Regions from separate parts of the Homo sapiens genome. Here region 1 is linked to region 2. The links are chromatin loops, found by intact Hi-C in ENCODE. Cell type or tissue: chondrocyte. All regions are shown on one strand. Each heading gives the region's core, and the rest is flanking DNA. Links, peaks and the distances in the headings are about the cores only. Region 1 overlaps ZNF18 (zinc finger protein 18). Region 2 overlaps MYH3 (myosin heavy chain 3).

The links. Peaks named below come from ENCODE experiments on the same cell type or tissue, not always from the same donor. Only the 100,000 strongest peaks of a DNase experiment are listed, where the experiment ranks them.
Region 1: it touches region 2 in a loop (5-fold over the local background); 6 of 110 quality-filtered maps call a loop at or near these places.

Annotation. Positions count from the first base shown.
Region 1 is chr17:11,983,100-11,991,532 of GRCh38, forward strand. ZNF18 (zinc finger protein 18) reads right to left here. Exons shown (of 7, transcript NM_001303281.2): 3 at 7,875-8,064; 4 at 7,363-7,451; 5 at 1,014-1,098; 6 at 198-308. Among named protein-coding and RNA genes, the nearest start is that of ZNF18, 10 kb to the right of the region's middle. RefSeq lists an enhancer at 8,192-8,433. In chondrocyte, for the core only: CTCF peaks have their summits at 4,037 (motif pointing left) and 4,261; no DNase peak of the experiment used is centred there.
Region 2 is chr17:10,643,137-10,651,345 of GRCh38, forward strand. MYH3 (myosin heavy chain 3) reads right to left here. Exons shown (of 41, transcript NM_002470.4): 6 at 7,238-7,265; 7 at 6,441-6,549; 8 at 5,421-5,513; 9 at 4,227-4,290; 10 at 4,046-4,144; 11 at 2,793-2,896; 12 at 2,571-2,709; 13 at 1,448-1,566; 14 at 1,215-1,364. Among named protein-coding and RNA genes, the nearest start is that of MYH3, 10 kb to the right of the region's middle. In chondrocyte, for the core only: a CTCF peak has its summit at 3,463 (motif pointing right); no DNase peak of the experiment used is centred there.

The DNA of each region.
Region 1 (8,433 bases), core at 257-8,256, 1.3 Mb after region 2:
ATGTGTCAACAGCCCTATAGCCAGAGATAAGTAGACTCAATCTCAATAGTTAAATCAAACCAATCAGATCATGGCTAGTTATAACCAACGTAATAGAATATTCTGCCTCCCCTGACCTCCTTCACCACCTCCCCAATCACCTCCAATTTAATGACAGGCAGTCAGAAATGATTCCAGACCAATGAAAGATTACTCACCTATGCAGGTGGGTCTTGGGATCTTCTCATTGACATGAAGGTATATTCCTGCCAGCTCTTCCCCAAATTCTATTGAATTAGTCAGGTCAGATTTGGGATGGGAAATGCCTGCTATAGAGAGAAAGATGTATGGTGGGCCTGGATGAATAGGGAAGACTGGGAGCTCAAGCTGTGTCTTTCAAAGGAGCACCCTACGCATGAGGGAAAATATGAAGGCTCTGGACACTTGCAGAAACTCACCTTAGAACAGTGTGTGGAGCTTGTAAGACACCAGTACTCACAGGATGACCTTGACAGATGGTAAAGGCCATGAAAAGAAGAGTCTAGGCAGGTGGACAGAAAGGTCTGTAGACTACCTGGCAGGCTGGTGTGAGAATCATGATGGGGATCCCACCAATGGTTGGTTGACAAGTGTGGTTTAGTAGAAAAGAGCATGGACTCAGAACCAGCCACAGCTGAGTTCCATCATAACTCAGCCCACTTATGAGCTATGTGGCAGTGGGTAAGTATTTGATCTGACACTCACTTTCATCAGGCTTAAAATGAGAATACCATCATCAATTTCATAGATTAAAGAAGTTACTCCGTGCAATGTACCCACAAACAGTTCCTGGCACACGGAATACTTTCAATACAAGGAAGTTCTTACTGTTAATTCTGCTAGCTCCAACTTGCCCCAGTTCCCAACTGTGTCCCTAACGATTTCTTTCACCTGGCGATTTTCAGTTCAGCAGATGTCTCTATAAGTGCATGGAAAATGCCTCACAGTTTTCCAGTCCTTCTACCTCCTTCCATCAGACTAACCCACACCCTCACCTCCTGAGACCATTTTCCCATAGGTCTCCAGCATGAGATCCCAGTATTGCTCCTTTTGAGTGGAATCCAGTTGTCTCCACTGTTCCTGGAAAAAAAAAAAAAAAAGCAATACAATACCATGACTCCAATGAAGGTGTTTGAACCTGCCTTCCCTGCCTAAAGGAAAGCTGAGAAGACAGAAACGTGCCATAGGATCCTGGCCATCGCAAGACCTGAGAAATCCCAGCAGAGTGGTTCAAGGGACAAAGAGGCCAAAGGGAAAACAACAGTCCCTATATCAGTGTTTCTTTCCTTGGTAAGAAAACATCTAGGCTTTACATTCTGCACCTCTTCAGGTGAATTATTTAAAAGTGGAGAACGTATAGAGGGCAGGAGCCTTTTCCATACTATTTGTTTTTATTTGGGTTTTTTTTTTTTTTTAGATGGAATCTCACTCTGTCGCCCAGGCTGGAGTGCAGTGGAGCAATCTCTGCTCACTGCAACCTCCACCTCCCAGGTTCAAGCGATTCTCCTGCCTCAGCTTCCCGAGGAAGCTTGGACTATAGGCACATGCCACCGTGCCTGGCTAATTTTTGTATTTTTAGTAGAGATGGGGTTTCACCATCAGGATGGTCTCGATCTCCTGACCTTGTGATCTGCCCGCCTTGGCCTCCTAAAGTGCTGGGATTACAGGTGTGAGCCACCTTGCCTGGCCGGTACTATTTGTTTTTTGTTTTTGTTTTTGTTTTTTAACTCAAGTGCTTGTACTAGACGTCTTTGAGGAGGAAGAGTCTGATAGTCCCACTATTTAATTAAAATCAGGAAATTCAAAAAGCAAAGAAAGAAGTTAAAAAGGAATCTGTTGGAAAAGCAAGTGCGAATCAGTAAGATGTAGTTAAGAGTCAACTGCATTGTAAGCTTCACCCTGAAACAAAGATTGGTATATTCAGAGAAGAGAGAGATGTTATAGCCATACTTGAAATATCTTAAAGTTCTGCATTTAGAGTCTAACATTAAATTAGTTTTCTTTCCAGATAGTGGAAAACTGGTAGGTTCTCTGGAGCAAGGTGTCCCAATCTCCAAAAGAAGCCCTGCTTTTCCTATGAAACGACAGACTGGAGACTCAAAACTGGGAATACCATACAGCTAGGGTCTGCTTTCATGAATTCAAATTTCAGTCTTCTACCAAGAAGCTGACTATTAGAAACTCAGATTGTATAGCAAAGGGATTAGCAGCCCATTTTTTGGAGTCAGACGTACTGAGTTTTAAGTCCCAACGTTGCCACTTTCTAGCTGTGCAACCTTGAGCAAGTTATTTAACCTTCCAGAGTTTCAGGCCTCACCTAATGATGGCACTGAACTCAAAAAAGTGTTGTGAGGTTTGAGATAAATAATGCAAGTGTCACCTGTTTTCATAGCACACTGTACTTTTTTTATTTATAGTATTTATCCATTTATTAACTATTTATGTGTATGTACAAATGTATGTGCACACATGTAAGTATTTGATTAACTGTTGCCTCTACTAGCAATGTAAGCTCCATGAGAAAAGGACTCTGTCATCCTCTCCATTGTATAATACCTTCCCAGTTCCCAAGACCCTGTCCAGGACAGAAGAGGCACTTGATATATGTTACCAGGGTGAAATAAAGCCCTTAGCAAACAGGTCCTCAGTAGATAATATATATTATTACCATCACATGCAGTCTCCCAGTCTCACCCCAAGGGTTTGCAGAGAGAATTAAGGGATTCTGCACACTTTCAGAAACCGCAAAGTGGATAGACATGAATAGCCAGGCTTCAGGGAATAGAAATGAGGAAAGGAACTACAAAGTCATCCTCCTACTGTACACAATATACTGTTTGGGGAAGGCACTCTCTGATATGATTTGGCTCTGTGTCCCCACCCAAATCTCATCTTGTAGCTCCCATAATTCCCATGTATTGTGAGAGGGACCTGGTGGGAGATAACTGAACCAAGTGGGCAGTTCTTTCCTGTGCTGTTCTCATCATAGTGAATAAGATAACATCCGATGGCTTTAAAAATGGGAGTTTGCCTGCACAAGCTCTCTCTTTGCCTGCCGCCATCCTTGAAAGATGTGACTTGCTCCTCCTTGCCTTCCACCATGATTGGGGGCCTCCCCAGCCATATGGAATTGTAAGTCCAATTAAACCTCTTTCTTTTGTAAACTGCCCATTCTCAGGTATGTCTTTATCAGCGGTGTGAAAACGGACTAATACACTCTCAGTCCTAAGTCAAGTCTGCCCCCTAGCACATCAAAGGGAAGTGGAAATGGCTCAAGGAGAAAAGAGATACCAAAAACTGTTCAATTAGCAGGTGCTAAGCCAAACACACAAACGAAAGAGGGTTTGGACTTTTTTGGGTGGGAAGGATAGGAAGCTGAAAAGCGACCTCAATATACTGAATTACACAGTCAACTATTAACTATAACCACATTTTTAATGTGAACTTTAATTTAAATTTTTTAATTTTTAAAGTATAAACAGCTAGCAGCTTATTCTGTTAATCTTCTGTGAATGCAGCTATTTTAACAACCTCCTGAAAATAATCACTTGAGCAAACATTGCTGAACACAGGAGTTCTCAGTCTTTGTGGTCAGAACACATGGACCTTGGCTTCAGTGCTAGCAGAGAAAAGGATGCACTTGCCAAGCACAGTAATATCTGCCTGGCTGCCTGGCTTGCTGACACAGGATCTATTCCATGAACACCAGAACAGTAACTACCAAGAAGAGTACAAGGCAGAAAAGGATACAGCCACCAAAACCCCCAAGGGTCAAAATCAGCTCACTCAAAAACCAGAAAAGTTGCTTCAGGAGCACTAACAGGGTACCTCCAGCTTAAAAACACAAATTTACTCAAGAAACTGCCAAGAAGCTGGGTACTTCGAATAAAACCTCCTACTGAAGAGGCAAGACGCCAATGGCAGCCAGCTTGCCTCTTTCTCATATTTAGAAGAGACGGAAAAACCTAACTTTCTATCCTGAAAGACAGACACATGGGATTTGATGGGAAAATTCTATTTTTGTGTGGAACTGGCACCATCTTGTGGGTTTATAAGATATTACAACTGACTTACACTTAGTTACACGCTGTTCCTTTCCTTTAAGTCTGAAAACAGGGGAAGGTGAGTAAATGCACTGCTGGAGTCTATGTGAGGTTCCAACCGAGTCATGGTTTCCACTAATGAAATAACTACTGTGTACTGATAGTAATACCGTATCATTATTCTGGCATTATTTATGAAGTTCCTCACTTATTTAAGAGATTAGAGGGAGTGATTAATTTAAAAATTCCTTTTACTTCCAAAGGATTCCATTAAATATCAAAGTCTTTCTGATGCAAATAATTGCTGTTAGTTTGGAGGGGATATTCAGATTGGGTAGGGACAACTTTTGTTCATTTGACTTAAATGGTTGCTAACTAGTTATCATCTGAAGGTAGGGAAATACAGACACACATATATATGTAAATACGGTTGTAAAAAACAAATTGGTGCTGATGAGCATTTTAAATCTTTTGACTTTAAGTTATCCAGAACAGGTGAGGATACTCTGTACCTACTACAGAAACAACAATAATCCTCCAAGCCTGGTTGACATATTCCACAGAACACCCAAATCTTTTTCACCAAGCAACATCTTGCTTAACAATTTGGTTTCTGGGCACCTTGAAAGCAGGCAGAAGGGTACCTTTGATTCACTAAAAAGATATTTCTCTCCCCTGCCACCTCCCCATCCACCTTCCCCCAGAGTAAACTATGAAATTGGTATTCTAGTTTTTATATATCTGAGCCTGGAGAGCTGAAGCTCAGACCCTGGTCTGAAACACAGCATTACCTACTGCCTTCTCTATTTTCATATTCACGCTACAGCAGATTGCAAGGCAAGTCCCAAGAGGAGTTCCTTCAACGTTTTAAATGATGTTTTAATTAAGATGTATAGGTTCGTGAAAAAAAAATTTTTTACAAAATACAACTTTTCAAAATTGTTAACTAAATATCAACATAAATCTGTCCCAGAGACTTTTATGTACAAGCAAAAATGAAGTATTAGGAATTGTTGAATTTACCTTCTGCCTGAAACAACTAAAAATGGGACAAAATGTATGAAACAATAGTTTTCAGACATTTCACATTACACAAGCAGAGCAGAACAAGATCCCTGAAAGTGGGAAAGCAAATTCAGTGAGCTCTAGTTATCCAAACTTACTGCCTAGACAGAGGATCCAGGCAGCAGCACAGGAAGGGAAACCCAGGCTGAGCCAGGCAGCCTCCCTGAGTTGAGCAGAAGGAGCTCAGAGTCTGGAAATGCCAAGATCCTTAGAATCGACAGGGTAGAAAAACTGGAGAGAAGGAAACTGCACAAAGAGAAAGCTCCAGAGATCTACAGAGCGTCCCCGCAAAGTCTGGAAAATAACCACCCAAAAGAATCAGAGGGAACAATCCCCTGAGTTCACACAGTGCTGGAAACAGTTCGTATTTCCACCAGGCAAAGTGGAAAACCTGGTATATGAAGGGGCATCAGATTACTCAGAATACTCAGAAGGGAAGTGCCTTAGCATGGAAAGAATAATCCTCGACTAAATGTTTCTCTGGTGCCATGTAATAAACTGTGTCCAAATAACTGCACCCCATAGCAAAGTTCAAGAACATTTATAGTAATACAAAAATATATAGCACCCCACCAATGTGATACCCAATCAAAGATTACCAGGCACGGGCAACATAGTAAGACACACAAAAATTTAAAAATTAGCCAAGCAGGCCGGGCATGGTGGCTCCCGCCTGTAATCCCAGCACTCTGGGAGACCCAGCTGGGTGGATCACTTGAGGTCAGGAGTTCGAGACCAGCCTGGTCAACATGGTGAAACCCCATCTCTACTAAAAATACAAAAATTAGTCAGGCATGGTGGCACACGCCTGTAATCCCAGCTACTCAGGAGACTGAGGCAGGAGAATTGCTTGAACCAAGAAGTCGGAGGTTGTAGTGAGCTGAGATCGCGCCACTGCACTCCAGCCTAGGCAACACAGCAAGACCCTGTCTCAAAAAAAAAAAAAAAAATTAGCCAAGCATTGTGGCACATGCCTGTAGTTCTAGCTACTCAGGAGGCTGAGGCAGGAGTATGGTTTGAGCCCGGGAGGTCAAGGCTGCAGTGAGCTATGACTGCACAACTGCACTCTAGCCTGGGAGACAAAGTGAAACCCTGTCTCAAAACAAACGAAAAAGACAAAGATTACCAGGCATACAAAGAAGTGGGAAAATACATCTCATAATGAGAATAATCATTGATCAAAACTGACCCAGAACCAATGCAGGTAGTAATCAGTAGATAAGGATATTAATACAAATACAACTATATTCCATATGTTCAAGAAGCTAGAGAAAAAATTGAACACATTAAGTATAGACATGAAAGATACAATAAAGCCCCAAATCAAACTTCTAGAGGTGAAAAATTCATCTAAAATGAAAAATATACTGGAAGAGATTAACAGCAGATTAGATGCTGTGAGATGAAAAGACTAATGAACTTAAAGACATCAAAATAGAAACTGTCCTAAATGAAACACCAAGACTTCAAAAACAGAATGAAAAATATACTGGATGAGATTAACAGCAGATCAGATACTATAAAAGAAAAGATTAATGAACTTGAAGACAAACAGAAATTGTCCAAAATAAAAGACCAAGACTTCAATAACAGAATGAAAAATATACTGGATGAGATTAACAGCAGATCAGATACTATAAAAGAAAAGATTAATGAACTTTAAGACATACAGAAATTGTCCAAAATAAAACACCAAGACTTCAAAAACAGAAAAACAATCAGTAAGCTGTGGGACAACTTGAAGAGCTCTGATACATGTATATACATTATCATTATACACATTCCACAGGTATTATTTCCCAAGTCCTTAAAGGAGAGGAGAAATAAGCGAGACAGAAAAAAAAATGCTTTAGAAATAATGGCCAAAAATTTTCCAAGTTTAGTGAAAACCATACACCCACAGAGCTAGGAAACTCAATAAATCCCAATTACATGAAATGTGAAAATGACTCCAAGGCACATCAAAATCAAATTGTTTTAAAAAATGAGAATACACTGAAATAAGCAAATATATATATATGTATATATATACACATTATATGCATAAGAACAAAGATAAGAGTACATTTGGCATGATTCTATTTTTACAAAACTCTAGAAAAAGTAAACTAACATATGGTGACAGACAGCAGATCAGAGGTTTCCTCAGGATGGAGAATGGGGTGAAGAGAAGCAGGAGGATGAGATTATAAAAGGTAAAAAGTTTCCTTTTCATCGCTTTTGTACGTCAGCTCACCTGAGGTGCTGCTGGGAGCAGTGAGGCTCCGAGGTCCTGGTCTCTGATCAGCCTTTCCTCCAGTCGGGCAGGCTGGGAGGCAGCCAGGGCTGAAGTGAGGAGAGGAAGTTTTCAGAATCTGGATGTCTTCCTTAACCACTCCCCAGAGGGCGCAGATAACAATCTTCACAAATCAGAACAATACCTGAACAATACCTGTACTGCCATCTATATTTCAAGACTTGTGTTTATCTCCCTGACACACTCCAACCCCCTCCAACATTCCAGTCTCACCCATATGTTCTCCCACCTCCTTCCTCAGAGCCAAAATCCAAATGGTCTGGCCCAGTCATAAAGCAGTTTAAAACACAGACTTTGACTCTCCAAACAAGAGCGGTTTATTTAGGTCTAACCTGTTTGCAAACCTCTCAGGGATACGCCAATCTGAGCAGCATACCATTTCAACTCACTTAGGCCTACTAATCACAATCCCAAAATCTCTCCAAGAGAACACCACACAGCACCATCCTCACCTAGTTCTGCTTCTGTGTCAGATTCCTCTTTCACGATGTGGCTCAGAAGCTCCCCAGGCCCTGAGGATGAATTCTCAAGTCCCAACTCCTGAGGCACCACTTCAAGATGGGGCTCCACTTCCCCCACTTGGCAGCTTGGAGATTCCATCTTCTCTGATAAGATGTCCTGTCCTAGAACCTGGATACTGATCTAGAGACCATATATTAATTAGTAATTACTGAAGAATCCAGAGTAAGGATCTCTAAAAGACACAAAGCTTACTCTCTACAACAGATCATAAGACAATTTCTAAGGATGTGGAGAAAGAGAAAACCAGCTTTTATTTCTAGTCCAGCAGGAACCAGGGAAAGAAACGTCCCAAAAGACACCAAAAGCTGAGGCCCGAATCAGGCGTGGGAGACCTTCAAGACATGCCACTAACGTGCTTCTACTGGATATGCGCCACCAATGAAAACTCAGGCATCTTTTAAATAACTTCTCAAACATTCTAGTCTAAAGGTGGAATGCGCTGGGAGACTTTACCCTCAATCCTCAATAGCTAAAGAGTGTTGAGAGTCA
Region 2 (8,209 bases), core at 1-8,000:
TCAGACCGCATCTCCTCCTTGGCGTCTTCTGTAAACTTCCAATTAGAAGGTGTTTCTCCCTTTCCTGAGTTCCCAAGGTCTGGGCATCTCTTGTGTACTTTATTTTGTAGTTACTCTTCAATGTGCCATATAGACTTCTATTTCTTCTCTACTAGACTACAAGCTCATCTGTTTTTTTCACCTGTATGTCTTGTACCTGGGAAACCTAAATATACACTTTGATGAGTGGCTATGCACTTTTTTTTTTCTTTTTTTTTTGAGACGGAGTCTTGCTCTGTCACCAGGCTGGAGTGCAATGGCACCATCTCGGCTCACTGCAACCTCCGCCTCCCAGGTTCAAATGATTCTCCTGCCTCAGCCTCCAGAGTGGCTGGAACTACAGGCGCACGCCACCACACCCATCTAATTTTTGTATTTTTAGTAGAGACGGGGTTTCACCATGTTGGCCAGGATGGTCTTGATCTCTTGACCTTGCGATCTGCCTGCCTCAGCCTCCCAAAGTGCTGGGATTACAGGCATGAGGCACCATGCCCAGCCGCGGCTATGCACGGTCTAACACAGAACCAGTGGGATATTTATAGAAAATAGTGCGTGATTAACTTATCAAATTCTCTGTATCTATTTGATGGCAGTCCCTAAATCAGTGATTGCATTTAATTTTTTTTCTTTTATCCATTTGAAAATGTCCTTTAAAATTCCACTTGATAGACATCTTCTCCTCTTTTAAAATAATACAAACCCAGCCAGGTGCGGTGGCTCATGCCTGTAATCCCAACACTTTCGGAGGCCGAGGCGGATGGATCACTTGAGGTCAGGAGTTCGAGACCAGCCTAGCCAACATGGTGAAACCCCATCTCTACTAAAAATACAAAAATTAGCCAGGCATGGTGGCACACGCCTGTAATCCCAGCTATTCAGGAGGCTGAGGCAGGAGGTTCACTTGAACTCAGGAAGAGGTTGCAGTGAGCCGAGATGGCGCCACTGCATTCTGGCCTGAGTGACAGGGTGAAACTCAGTCTCAAAAAAAAAAAACAAACAAAAAACCCTAATACAAACCCTTCCAATAAGTACCGCTCCTCTATTCCATCCACTCTCCATCTAGTTTCTTACAGGAAACTAAGACAGCCGCCATCTTGCTATCTTCCCTTTAGGATCATGAAACCAATTTCCCTCATATGAAGCCATATGAAAATATGAATATAAGTAACACAAACCTCAAAGATTTCAAAGCCTGCAATGTCCAAAACACCAATGAAGTGTTGTCTTGGAAGCTTCGTATCCAGTTGCTGGTTAATGCGAGTGACCATCCACAAGAACAACTTTTCATAAACTGATTTTGAAAGAGCATTCACAGCATGGTGAACCTATCAGGGGAAAGATCAGCTACTGGATATGAAGGAAGTGGCCAGCAGGGTCCTGCACCCTTTCCCGGCCTTGAAGCTGTTACCTGATCCACAGTTTGACCTTTGGTAACGTACTCATTCCCAACTTTCACTCTAGGAAAGCACAAAGCTTTTAGGAGGTCCGAAGAGTTCAGGCCCATCAGATAGGCTGTTTTGTCAGCCACTGGCAAGAAAACAAGGACAGTGCTTAGAAAAGTAGAAGAGCTGCTTTGAAAATCATCCAGAAGTTTCAAAGGTTGGTTAAGTTCATCTTGGTACATTGTGCATTCCCTGTGGCTAAACTGCATATACATGGCCAATGGAAGCTAAGTCACTCAGAGAATATAATGGACTTTATGAAAAGCCAGGGCTGGGTCTCAGAAAGCCCTGGTCATCCCTCACTGCATCTGAAACAAGACTATTCGAGTGATTCAGGAAAAGCGAGTGGTAACAATAGCTATGGGCATCGGAGGCCCAGAAAGGGTCATTCACTTCTCCAGATGGAAGGATTAATCGCTTCCATCCATTTTTTTTTTTTTGAGACAGTCTTACTGTGTTGCCCAGGCTGGAGTGCAGTGGCACGATCTCAGTGCACTGCAACCTCTGCCTCCTGGGTTCAAGAAACTCTCATGCCGGCAGGGCACAGTGGCTCACACCCGTAATCACAGCACTTTGGGATGCCAAGGCAGGCGAATCATTTGAGGTCAGGAGTTTGAGCCTGGCCAACATGGTGAAACCCCGTTTCTACTAAAAATACAAAAAAGTTAGCCAGGCGCGGTGGTGTGTGCCTGTAATCCCAGCTACTCGGGAGGCTGAGGCAGGAGAATCACTTGAACCCAGGCAGCAGAGGTTGCAGTGAGCTGAGATCATGCCACTGCACTCTAGCCTGGATGACAGAGCAAAACTCTGTCTGACTCTCGTGCCTCAGCCTCCTGAGTAGCTGGGATTATAGGCATGCTCCACCATGCCCAGCTAATTTTTTTTAGTAGAGATGGGGTTTCACCATGTTGGCCATGCTGGTCTCGAACTCCTGACCTCAGGTGATCTGGCCCCCTCAGCCTCCCAAAGTGCTGGGATTACAGGTGTGAGCCACTGTGCCTGGCTGGATTAATTGCTTTCAAAAGCAGTACCAAGTGACCTCAGCAGATCAGCCACCCGCTCTGGTTTGCTGTCACACTGATTTTGTACCTTCTGTGCCATCCGGCTCGGCCTGCTCCTCTCGCTGCTTCTGCTTGAACTTCATGTTCCCGTAGTGCATCACGGCTCCCGTCAGCTTGTAGAGCCCAGATTTCTCTTCTGGGGTGAAGCCCAGGATGTCAATGGCGCTCTGGCATGGAAAGGGCAGCACGTCAGTCAGTTGGCCCCAGTGATGGAGGAGGAACACCCACCCCTTCTGTTGGTTCCACTTACGTCTGTAGCCAGCAGCTCCTCTGCATCATCTATGCTGGCCACCAGGATCTCCCCCTGGCTAATGAACGGGTAGTCGTAAGGGTTGGTCGTAATAAGCAGCAGCTCTGAAATGACAAATAGTTCCAGGAGGTTATGCAGATGCAAAGAAAAAACCCACCCAGTGGACTTGAGCTCCTGCACCCTGGGCTGGAACTTTTACCGCTGGATCCTAAATTGAACTTAGAATTAAAAATCTTTTAGACAGTTCCACAATACTCAGGCTGTCATGGAAAATATAGTCCAGGGAAGACTTTTCAGTCTCCCACACAATGGAGATGAAGGACCCTAGAGAGAACCTTTAAATTCCCTTGCCTTGCACGCTAATGGTGCATATCAGTGTCGGCTGGGAGAAGTTAATAGGGAAAACTGGCTGAGTGCGGGTCAGGACGAGAGCCAACCCAGGTGGTTTGGTATAATCATAGCCTTTTCTAAAATCTGTTGAAAAGCAGCAGCCTGTTTCCAAGCTGGAGACCAGAAGGCTGAGCAAATACAGCCAAAGAGCAAAGAAGCAGTGTGCATGGAGACCTCTGTGAGGGGCAGACAAGGGGCAGTGTGCAGTGCCTCCGTGGGCTTGATTATTCTGTTTGCTTTGGCGTCGCATTTGGCCATAGGTTGTTTCTGTGCCAGAACACAAGGGGGCGCCAAAGGACAGTTAGGTGTTCAGTTGCTCAGAAGGTTTTTATAAACCAGAGCTGGTCAGGAGTGGTCTAATCTTGTTGCCCTCCATTTGATTAGGTTTTCAAATTGGCATGTCACTGCCCAGATAGCCACATCCCATTTCTAAAATAAGCTTTTCCTGGCAAAGTGCAGTGGCTCACACCTATAATCCCAGCACTGTGGGAGGCCGAGTCGGGCAAATTGCTTGAGCCCAGGAGTTCAAGACCAACCTGGGCAACATGGTGAAACCTCATCTCTACAAAAAACACAAAAGGTAGCCTGGTGTGGGGGCATGCACCTGTAGTCGCAGCCACTCGGGAGGCTGGGGCTGGAGGATTACTTGAACCCAGAAAGGTCAAGACTACAAGTGAGCTGTGCTTGTGCCACTGCACCCCAGCCTGGGCATCAGAGTGAGACCCTATCTCAAAATAAATAAATAAAATAAAATAAACTTTCCCTGTTGACTGTAGAGTCACTCTACGTAGATACAACTCTCCTTGGTCTAGTGATCAGAGTCAAACTACCTAAAAGACCAGCCCCACTGGTGACTTCCTCACCTATGAGCTCAGGCTTCTTGTTAGAAAGAATCTGGTAGAAGATGTGGTAGCTTCTTTCAGCCTTCAGCTGGAAAGTGACTCTTGATTTTTCCAGAAGATCTGGAACACAAACACAGGACTCTCTTTCAAACTGTTCCCAGTTAACTCTGAGACGCCATCGAATCCCCATGGATCTACTTACAAGTTTCAATATCTGCAGAGGCCAGCTTCCCAGTGGTTCCAAAATGGATTCGGATGAACTTGCCCTGTATGGGGCGGGATTCAGGGGGAGACCAGATTCTACCATGGCCCAATAGTTCCTATTCATCTTATGGGTAATTTGAGTAGGAGCCTAGTCCCCCTAAAATTTTTGTTTTGTTTTGTTTTGTTTTGTTATGTTTTTGAGACGGAGTCTCGCTCTGTCACCAGGCTGGAGTGCAGTGGCGTGATCTCGGCTCACTGCAACCTCTGCCTCCCGGGTTCAAGTGATTCTCCTGCCTCAGCCTCCTGAGTAGCTGGGACTACAATCACGTGCCACCACACCTGGCTAATTTCTGTATTTTTAATAGAGACGGGGTTTCACCATGTTGGCCAGGATGGTCTCGATCTCTTGACCTCGTGATCCGCCCGCCTCGGCCTCCCAAAGTGCTGGGATTACAGGCGTGAGCCACCGTGCCCAGCACCCCCTACAGTTTGAAATTAGATATGTCCTTCCTCTTCTCCCTTCTTCTTCTTCCAGTTTGGGGTTTTCCTTATTTCCTTTTATTTATCCCTTTTATTCTATGCTCATCCCCCACTTCAACGTATCTAGTCAACAAAGCAACTACAGTGATTGTTTCAAGGTGTAAATCAAACCATATCACTCCCTGGCTTATAGAATCCCTCAGTAGCTTCCTGTTACACTTCAAAAGGAATCCAAACTCCTTCTCATGGCCTGTGGCTCCCACATGACCAGGTCTCTCTCTCTTCCACCTCATCTCATGGAACTGGCCCCCCTGCCCTCCTCCCTACAACCACACAGACCCTCTGTAGGTGCCCTGACTGCACCAGGCCCTCCCCCATGTCAGGGACTGCCCTGGCCCTTCCTTCGTTCCCCCTCCTTCCTGTCATTTCAAGTTGGGCTCTTTCTCATACTGCGGCTCTCAGCTCCCGTGCCAGCCCCACAGAGAGGTCTTCCCTGCCCACCCTGCCTAAAGCAAGCCTGGCCCCCAGTTCCTCTCTTACACACGCTGTTCATTGAACTTGGTCTGAATTTATCTTTATCTGAAATGGTCTTGTTGGGTTGTTTTGTTTTTCATCATCTGTTGCCTCTGGTCTCTACACTCTTTGAGGACAGGGCTCTTGCCTATTTTGTGAGGCACAAAGCAAATTCCATCTTAACCAAACTCAGACTCACAAAACGGGAGGAGTTGTCATTCCTCACAGTCTTGGCGTTCCCAAAGGCCTCCAGCAGGGGATTGGCACTGATGATTTGATCTTCCAGAGTCCCCTAATGCAAGAAATTGAGGGAAGAAGAGGAAACATTTTTTTTTGAGATGGAGTTACACTCTTGTTGCCCAGGCTGCAGTGCAATGGCACGATCTTGGCTTACTGCAACCTCCACCTCCCGGGTTCATGTGATTCTCCTGCCTCAGCCTCCCGAGTACCTGGGACTACAGGCATGCACTACCATGCCCGGCTAATTTTGTATTTTTAGTAGAGATGGGGTTTCTCCATATTGGTCAGGTTGGTCTCGAACTCCTAACCTCAGGTGATCCACCCGCCTCGGCCTCCCAAAGTGCTGGGATTACAGGCGTGAGCCACCGAGCCCAGCCTGAGGAAACATGTTTTTAAGCCACAGAATGACAGTAAAAAATGCTCACCCACTCTGTGACTCTGGCTTGCCCTGATAAAGCCCCACCCTCCTTGACTTTCCAATCCTAGGACCAACCAAATCAGCAGCATGTCTTACTCAAAACACTTTTGCCATTTTGTTATATTTGGCACTACAGTTGGGGATCTCTTGACTGAGCATTCCTTTAACACTTCAATCCCTTGATTCTCCAGTCAGTTGTCCGTATTCATTTCATGCTGCTGTAATACATTTGTTTCAAAAGCCCAGGATATGCTGTGAGTCACTCACATTGGTATATGTGATTCTTCCACAAAAGAACAAGCTCTCTGAGCCGTCTGCAGATTGACCTCTGAAGTTTAGCCCTAGAGCCTTGTCTTCTAAGAAATCCCGGGATCTAGTCCTACAAGACCAACTTGACACTGCGTTGTCTAAGGTGACTGGCTGTCCTTCAAGATAGTAAATCCTAGCCTGTTCTCCATTCTCTGAAGAGGGGGGAATGTGAGGACATTTGGCCCCCTCATTCTGAGGTTAAGACCACAGTTAAAAGTGGAAGCAAAGCAAGCCTTCCTCTCCCATCTATACCTTCATTTTGGAGTCCTTCTTCTTGGCCAGGTCCCCAGTAGCTGCAATTGTTGCAAAGTACTGGATGACCCGTTTGGTGTTCACAGTCTTTCCTGCCCCGGATTCTCCGCTGTACAGAGTGATCAAAAGAGAGAGAAAGAAACAAGTCTGTTAGTATAAACAGGCTTTTCAGGATGTCATACTGAGGCCTGGGCATGGTCTGAGCCATCTCTGACACACACTCACCACACTAATGTGACAGACCACTTGAGAAGGCAGACGCCCAGGGCACAGGTGCCACAGGCACTTGCTCAGCTGACCCAAGGATGGGTAATTCCATTTTTCTGAGGCCTTATGCAGACCTTCCTCCCCATCCCCAAATCGATCTTTTTATTTTTTATTTATTTATTTTTCTCTTTTATTTTTTATTTTTTGAGACAGAATCTCACTCTGCTGCCCAGGCTGGAGTGCAGTGGCGCGATCTCGGCTCACTGCAAGCTCCGGCTCCTGGGTTCACGCCATTCTCCTGCCTCAGCCTCCTGAGTAGCTGTGACTACAGGTGCCCGCCACCACACCCAGCTAATTTTTTTGTATTTTTTTTAGTAGAGGCAGGGTTTCACCGTGTTAGCCAGGATGGTCTCGATCTCCTGGACCTCGTGATCCGCCCATCTCAGCCTACCAAAGTGCTGGGATTACAGGTGTCAGCCACCGCGCCCAGCCTGATCTTTTTATTATAGACTCTGCTCCAAACACTTTCTAATGAACAGAATAGAGCCAGTGGCACAGCTATGAAACCACTCTATGCCATGGATACTTACGTGATCAGAATGGACTGGTTTTCACGATCTGCCAGAGGAAAAAATAAAATAGAGTTGATGGCAATAGAAAAAGAGCTTCCCGATTCTACCCAACTCTCAAGTAGCCAGAGTTAAATTGCACAATTCCTCTTCCTTTACATTTTTTGTTTAGCCTTTAGGTGGGAATCTGAAGAGCCTCCATCTGCTTTTTATTTTATTTTATTTTTAATTGACAAACAATATTTGTATATATTTGTAGGGTACAACATGATGATTTGATATATGTTTATATGGCAGAATGATTAAATCAAGCTAATTAACAAATCCGTCACCTCACATACTTATTTTTTTGTGGAGAAAACATTTAAAATATACTATTTTAGGGATTTTGAAATATACAATGCATTATTACTTATCGGAGTCACCATTCTATGGGACAGATCACCAGCACCGATTTCTCCTTTCCAGCTGTATCCTTTGGTCAATATCGAAAGCCTCCTTCTTGAGACTGAGACTCAGAGAGGGCAAGTCTCCACTCAGAATCAGCCAGTGGCAGCCGGGTGCAGTGGCTCATGCCTGTAATCCCAGCACTTTGGGAGGCTGTGGCAGGCAGATCACGAGGTCAGGAGTTTGAGACCAGCCTGGCCAACAAAGTGACCCCTGTCTCTATTAAAAATATAAAAATAGCCGGACATGGTGGTGCATACCTGTAGTCGCAGCTACTCGGGAGGCTGAGGCAGGAGAATCGCTTGAACCCGGGAGGCAGAGGTTGTGGTGAGCCGAGATCACACCACTGCACTCCAGCCTGGGCAACATAGCAAGACTCCATCTCAAAAAAAAAAAAAAAAAACCAGCCAGTGGCTTCTCATCGTTCTTGCTGTATTAGGCTGAACTATATAAAATGATCAGTTTTTGGTTTTGATCCATGAAAACATCCATATCCGTTTTGCATATTCTAACTTGCATTAAATCCAAAACTCGTCACCTTGGCAT